Linked DNA regions of Homo sapiens: region 2 is linked to region 1. A link is an interaction called in ENCODE POLR2A ChIA-PET data of the cell type or tissue named here. Cell type or tissue: HepG2. All regions are shown on one strand.

The links. Peaks named below come from ENCODE experiments on the same cell type or tissue, not always from the same donor. Only the 100,000 strongest peaks of a DNase experiment are listed, where the experiment ranks them.
Region 2: POLR2A ChIA-PET joins it to region 1 with 8 read pairs; 8 of 35 experiments call an interaction of 5 or more read pairs at or near these places.

Annotation. Positions count from the first base shown.
Region 1 is chr2:38,369,271-38,373,270 of GRCh38, forward strand. All of the region lies in intron 1 of ATL2 (atlastin GTPase 2), which reads right to left. Among named protein-coding and RNA genes, the nearest start is that of ATL2, 6.0 kb to the right of the region's middle. In HepG2, no CTCF peak of the experiment used is centred here; a DNase peak (open chromatin) is centred at 1,541.
Region 2 is chr2:38,421,175-38,425,174 of GRCh38, forward strand. No RefSeq gene overlaps it. Among named protein-coding and RNA genes, the nearest start is that of LINC01883, 8.1 kb to the right of the region's middle. In HepG2, no CTCF peak of the experiment used is centred here; no DNase peak of the experiment used is centred here; H3K27me3 peaks cover 1,133 bases.

The DNA of each region.
Region 1 (4,000 bases):
GAAACCCCCATCTCTACTAAAAATACAAAATTAGCTGGGCGTGGTGGCACATGCCTGTAATCCCAGCTACTTGGGAGGCAGAGGCACGAGAATCAGTTGAACTCAGAAGGTAGAGTGAGCCGAGACTGCTCTACTGCACTCCAGCCTGGGCGACAGAGTAAGACTCTGTCTCAAAGAAAAAATAAATAAATTTTTTTAGTAGAGACGGGGTTTCACTATGTTGGTCAGGCTGGTCTCGAACTCCTGACTTTGTCATCCACCCGCCTTAGCCTCCCAAAGTGCTGGGATTACAGTCGTGAGCCACCATGCTCGGCCAATTTTTTTTTTTTAATTAGCCAGGCATGGTGGCACACACCTGTAAGTCCCAGCTACTCAGGAGACTAAGGCAGGAGGTTCACTTGAGCCCAGAAGGTGGAGGCTGCATATTTGAGACCCTATCTCAAAAATAAGTACATAAATAAAAAATAAAAATTAAAGTGCTGATAAAAAGAAAACAGCAATTTATGAAGATGCTATTAATAGCCATCTTGAAAAAATTCTAAGAACAGGGGTGTTTTCCCGTCAAAACTCCTCTCGGATTTGTCATTAAAAAAAATCAAAGCCGGGCGCGGTGGCTCACGCCAGTAATCCCAGCACTTTGGGAAGCCGAGGCAGGTGGATCACGAGGTCAGGAGATTGAGACCATCCTGGCTAACACGGTGAAACCCCGTCTCTACTAAAAAAAATACAAAAAATTAGCCGGGCGAGGTGGCGGGCGCCTGTAGTCCCAGGTACTCGGGAGGCTCAGGCAGAAGAATGGCGTGAACCCCGGGGGGCGGAGCCTGCAGTGAGCCGAGATCCCGCCACTGCACTCCAACCTGGGCGACAGCGAGACTCCGTCAAAAAAAAAAAAAAAAAAAAAGAAAGAAAATCAAGACCGGGCGGTCGCTCACACCTGTAATCCCAGCACTTTGGGGGCCGAGGTGGGTGGATCACCTGAGGTCAGGAGTTTGAAACCAGCCTGGTCTGTCTCTACTAAAAATACAAAAATTAGCCGGGCACGGTGGCGGGCACCTGTAATCTCAGCTGCTCGGGAGGCTAAGGCAAGAGAATCACTTGAACCTGGGAGGCGGAGGTTACAGTGAGCCAAGATCGCGCCACTGCGCTCCAGCCTGGGAGACAGAGTGAGACTCTGTCCCAAAAAAAAAAAAAAAAAAAAAAAAAAAAAAAAAATCAACCCAGCCAGCACAGTGGCTCATGCCTGTAATCCCAGCACTTTGGGAGCCCAAGGCGGGCGGATCACTTGTGGTCAGAAGTTTGAGACCAGCCTGACCAACGTGGTAAGACCCGTCTCTACTAAAAAATACAAAAATTAGGCGTGGTAGCGGGTGCCTGTAGTCCCAGCTACTTGGGAGGCTGGGGCAGAAGAATCTCTTGAACCCAGAGGTGGAGGTTGCAGTGAGCCAAGACTGTGCCACTGCACTCCAGCCTGAGTGACAGAGCAAGACTCGATCTCAAAACGAAACAAAACAAAACAAAACAAAAAAATCAACCCCTGGCCCAGCAGGGTAGTGCAAGCCTGTAGACCTAGCTACATAGTAAGCTGAAATGGCGGGGGTGGGGGGTGCACCCCAGAAGTTCAAGGTTGCAGCGAGCTATGATTGAGCCACTGCACTCCAGCCTGTGCAACAAGGCTAGCCCCTATCTCGGGGGGGAAAAAAATAAGGAAAAAAATACAAAAAGATAAAAAAGATTAGGAAATGGCAAAAATCAACTCCCCCATTCTGATAAAGGTGAAATTAAACCAACTTTTGGCATCCCACAAATTCATTCACTGAAATTTTTAAAAAGCTCTCCATTTACCATGCCAACTTTCCTCCTTTGAGGAGTTTCTTTATAGAAGGCTTTCAAATTTCTAAATGGCATTTATAGGGTTTATCTCTTTAATTAAAAAAAAAAAAAAGAAAGAAAGAAATGGCTGGGTGTGGTGGCTGATGCCTGTAATCCCAACACTTGGGAGGCAGAGATGGAAGGATCACTTGAGTCCAGAAGTTTGAGACTAACCTGGACAACACAGGGAGACCACATCTCCACAAAAAATTTTAAAAACTAGCCAGGTGTGGTAGCACACTCCTGTAGTCTTAGTTACTGAAGAGGCTGATTCAGGAAGATTACTTGAGCCAGGGAGGTCAAAACCGCGGTGATCACGCCACTGCACTCCAGCCTTGGCAACAGGGCAAGACCTCGTTTCAAAAAACATAGAAACAAAACAAAATTTTTAAAAAAATTACTGTAAGTTTGCTAGGGTAGATATTAACCACTGGGAAGGAAAAAAAAAAATGTTACAGAAAAACATTACAGACCCAGGCAGGGTGCGGTGGCTCATGTCTGTAATCTCAGCACTTTGGGAGGCCAAGGTGGGTGGATCACCTGAGGTCAGGAGTTCGAGACCAGCCTGGCCAACATGGTGAAACCCTGTCTCTATTAAAAATACAAAAATTAGCTGGACGTGGTGGCACGCGTCTGTAGTCCCAGATACTCAGGGGCTGAGGCACAAGAATCGCTTGAACCCACGAGGTGGAGATTGCAGTGAGCCAAGATCACGCCACTGTACTCCAGCCTGGGTGACAGAGGGAGGCTCTGTCTCAAAATAAATAAATACATAAAAATAAAACATCATAGACCTAGTATTAAAATCCAAGCCTCCATTCTAAATCCATTTCAAAAATCATAGGAAGTTTGCAGAACTCAAGTTAAAATGTTAAAGATGGATGTAGTTCTAATCACTGTCCATGACTCTATTCTAAAGGATTAAATGAAGGGAAAAATAAGGTTTTTATGAGATTCACTGTTAGTATGGTTTCATGTTAATTGTTTTTTTTTTTTTTTTTGGCAATCCTGTGCATAACAGACCCAAGTTAGATTTTGCAGATTTACTGTTTGAAAAGCCAATGCACTATACAGTCAAGTCAGCCCTCCATATCTATGGGTTCTACATCCATGAATTCAACCAACCAGGAATAGAAAAATTATTTAACTGCATCTGTACTGAACATGTACAATTTTTTCTTGTCATTATTCCCCAAGCATACAGTATAACAATGATTTACATTGTATTAGGTATTATAGTGTAGAGATTCAAGTGTACGGGAGGATGCACATAGGTTATATGCAAATACTATACCATGTTCCAGGGACTGGAACATCCTTGAATTCTGTCATCAGAGGGAGGTTCTGGAACTAATTTCCCATGGATACCAAGGGACAACTGTACTTGGAAACTGCCATAACCTTAAACTATGAAATTAACTCATATGAAATCCTGCAATTGAAATAAACAATTCCAGAAGAACTACTTTGCCACAGGATTGTCTAAAATGCACATTTATTAAAATGAAGATAGCTAAGAAGCATGAATGATCACATCTTATGTTAATAACTGAACAAACACCTTCCAAGTTGCCTATTTTGAAAATTACTTTTTAGTTCAAAGTCTCATCTTAAATAACCACCCATTATGGTAATAACCACCTCCGACAGAATATTTGGCAGTGGGTTAAGCACTTTTAACACATTTGATACTTACAATAACCCTATCATGAACATATTATCAGCATTTTACAGCTAAAATTTAAAACTTGCCTACCACCCTTGCCCAAACTAAATCTCTGTCCACAGGAAAAAATTATAACTTTTTATTGCAAATATACACATTATATATAATAGCATAATAACACAAGTAGTCACACTGGTACATTCTTACATATATGTTACTGTGCCTTAAGACAGTTTTACAAACTTTAAAGTACTACAAAACACTTGCACCCTATCATCTGTTTCCCACGACAGCCTTGTTACGGATTATCACTACCTTATATGAGGGCTCCAGGCTCTGAGAGCTTAAGTGAAATCACTCATTTGATTCCTCATTCTTTTCCCACTACATTATCCTCCCTATGATTAAAGAAGCATTGCCGCCACAATCAGAGCATCTTTGCAATAAAAGATAAAATGTTACTAG
Region 2 (4,000 bases), 52 kb after region 1:
CACTATGCATGAAACTGCTCTGATGTAAACTGTAAAGTAACAAATGTAAATGTAAGACAGTGGTAACTGTGGAATAAATACCAAAGAGGGCGAAGAGGAAAGCTCTTCAGAATTGGAAGTTCAGTCTCACAATGCACGTAGAGCCTTCCCTACTGTATTAGTCGGTTCTCACACTGCTATGAAGAAATACCGGAGACTAGGTAATTTATAAAGGAAAATATTTCAATTGACTCACAGTTCTGCATGGCTGGCGAGGCCTCAGAAAAACTTACAATCATGCAGAAGGCACCTCTTCACAGGGCGGCAGGAGAATGAGTGCCCAGTGAAGCGGGGAAGCCCCTTATAAAACCATCAGCTCTTGTGAGAACTAACTCACTATCACAAGAACACAATGGGGAAAACTGCCCCCATGATTCATTTATCTCCACCTGGTTTCGCTCACACACGTGGTGATTATGGAACTACAATTCAAGATGAGATTGGTTGGGAACACAACCAAACCATATCACCTACCGTTGAGGGGGAGGTGAAAAGAGTCCCATGCCCAGTGTTCCTGGCAAGAATGAATCTGTGTCTATAGGAGTGTGCACCTGTAGTCTCCCTATCACAAGCAACTGCACGTGGCCCATCTGTATTACTGTTCTCTGCAGTGACCTCTGGTTCCAATTACCTTTCCAGCTCCCTGTCCTTCCATGAACCCTGGTAGCACTGGCTGGGGCCCTGTTTGTTCTAGTCTCTTCCCCAGGACAGATGGATACTTGAATAAACATGTTGGATACAAATAGCGCACCCAAACTCTCCTTAGAAATCTCATTTTGTGCCCTGCATGTTCAGCCCAGATAGAATCTCCACAGACCAGACCAGCTGGATCAGACTCAGCTCTACCCTAGCTTAGTGGTTTGGACCACAGGTCCTCCTGTGGAGGAGGGGTCTCCAGCCACTTTCCCCAGCTCTCTCCCCTCCACTCTAAGTCAACATTGGTTCCAATTACCTCCCTCCTCCTCATTAGGAGCCCACAGTACTGATAATGACCATTTTAAATATCTTTTTCTAAAAATATCACCAAAAACAAGAAAGGCACAAGATAGAAGGCTCAAAGAAAATACGAAACATGTAGCTTTAAATTTTTCATCCTTCAAAGGAAGGACCAAAGATAATTAAAATATTAGTGAAGGAAGTACAGGTAGATAAAAATAGGTATTTACATATATGCTGCCCCTTTGGGGGGGACTTTCAATTTTAAAAACTTAGCTGATAAAAACGATAAAGCTGGCCGGGCGCGGTGGCTCACGCCTGTAATCCCAGCACTTTGGGAGGCCGAGGCAGGCGGATCACGAGGTCAGGAGATCGAGACCATCCTGACTAACACGGTGAAACCGTGTCTCTACTAAAAAAAAAATACAAAAAATTAGCCGGGCGTGGTGGCGGGCACCTGTAGTCCCAGCTACTCGGGAGGCTGAGGCAGGAGAATGGCGTGAACCCAGGAGGCGAACCTTGCAGTGAGCCGACATCACACCACTGCACTCTAGCCTGGGCAACAGAGCGAGACTTCATCTCAAAAGAAAAAAAAAACAAACGATAAAGCTTGCAAAACCCAGGATGCCTGTGAAATAAACATACCTTGTATGTGCTGCACAAATTGTCAATGATTTTTTTTTTTTTTTTTTGAGATGGAGTCTGGCTCTTGTCGCCCAGGCTGGAGTGCAGTGACCTGATCTCAGCTCACTGCAACCTCTGCCTCCCGGGTTCAAGCAATTCTCCTGCCTCAGCCTCCTGAGTAGCTGGGATGACAAGCGCCTGCCACCACGCCCAGCTAATTTCTGTACTTTTAGTAGAGATGGGGTTTCGCCATGTTGGCCAGGCTGCTCTCGAAATCCTGACCTCAGGTGATCTGCCCACCTTGGCCTCCCAAAGTGCTGGGATTACAGGTGTGAGCCACCACACCTGGCTATTGATGATTTTATAGTGTATAAATATTGTTGATGTACTGGGTGTGATGGTTAATTTTCTGTCAACCTGACTGGGTCACAGAGTACCCAGATATTGGTCAAACATTATTTTGGATGTGAGAGTGTTTTTGGATAAGATTAACATTTAACTTGATAGACTGAGTGATATGGTTTGGATCTGTGTCCCTACCCAAATCTCGTGTTGAATTGTAATCCCCAGTGTTAGAGGTGGGGCCTGGTGGGGAGTGATTGCATCAATGGGCAGATATTCACCTTTGGTGCTGTTCTCATGATAGAGTTCTCAGGAAATCTGGTTGTTTAAAAGTATGTGGCATCTCCTCCCTCTCTCTTGCTCCTGCTCTGGCCAGGTAAGATGTGCCTGCTTTCCCTTCACCTTCCACCATGATTTTAAGTTTCCTGAGGCCTCCCTAGAAGCTGCTATGCCTCCTGTACAGCCTGCAGAATGGTGAGCCAATTAAACCTCTTTTCTTTATAAATTACCCAGTCTTGGGTATTTCTTTATAGCAGTGCAAGAATGGACTAATACATTGAGTAAAGCAGATTCTCCTGTCTGATGTTCAATAAGTTGAAAGACTGAAGAAAACAAAAGTTTGACCCTCCCCTAAGTAAGAGAGAATTCCTCCTGCCTGACTGCCTTTGAACTGGGACATTCGTTTTTCCTGCCTTCAGACTCAAACTGAAACGTCAGTTCTTCTTGGGTCTCAAGCCTACTGGCCTTCAGACTGGAACTACACTATCAGCTCTTCTGGTTCTTAGGCCTTTCCACTTTAACTGGAACTACATCACCGACTCTCCTGGGTCTCTAGTTTGCTGAATCACCCTGCAGATCTTGAGACTTGCCAGCCTCTAAAACTGAGTGAGCCACTTTCTTTACACACACACAAACACACACACACACACACATCCTACTGGTTCTGTTCCTCTGGAGAACCCTGACTACCACACTGGATCATCCTCAAATAAAACAGGTATTAAGCTGTTGGACCAGAGTAAGATTTGTTTTCTCCTGCAGTCAGAACTCAACCTACTGACCTCTAAAATTCATCATTCTTGTAGCACCAACGATGACTACAGCCCAAAACTTAGACTATCCAAGCATCTGGAACTGAGATTCATAGTTTGTTTAGTGGGAAGTCCCGACTTCTTTTATCTTGACTATTGTGTTAGTCCATTCTCACATTGGTATAAAGAACTACGTGAGACTGGGTAATTTATGAAGAAAAGAGGTTTAATCGACTCACAGTTCTGCATAGCTGGGGAAGCCTCAGGAAACTTACAATCATGGCAGAAGGTGAAGAGGAGAAGCAAGGCATGTCTTCTCATGGCTGGAAAGCAGAAAGGGAGAGAGAGCCAATTGGGAGGGGCTATGCACTTTTAAACAATAAGACCTAAACACCCAGATCTCACGAAAACTCACTATCACGAGAGCAGGAAGGGGCAAATCCACCCCCACAATCCAATCATCTCCTACCAGGTCTCTTCCCCAACATTGCAAATTACATTTCATCAAGATTCGGGTGAGGACACAGAGCCAAACCATACAAACTATTAAGAAATATGATTAACCATTTAAGTCAAGTCTGGCAAATAAAACAGGTCATCGAGTGGGTAACATGTTTTGGGACCCAAAATCCTACAGTCTGTATAGTGAAAGGATGTAGGGCCTCTGACTAAAATGGCCATCAGGGGTTTTGCTAGAGCTGGCTGGTTATAAACGTGGAGAGCAGAAGGTATATCCTGTCAGAGAGCAAGAGTGACCAGTGAGAGAAGAGGAGGAGGGAACTTCATGTGGGCCAAAAGCTGGAATTGCCACAGTTACTCTCCTACTTAAAATTCTTCTTTGGTTTCCCCTTGTCAATGGGGAAACTTCAATTTCCACTGCCCATTAACGTGACACACAGGGTTTGGCTCAGCCCTATCTCTCTCATTTTTAAATGTTTAAATTTTTTTTTTTTTTTTTTGAGACAAGGTCTCACTCTGTCATCCAGGCTGCAGTGCAGTGGTGCAATCATGGCTGGCTCACTGCAACC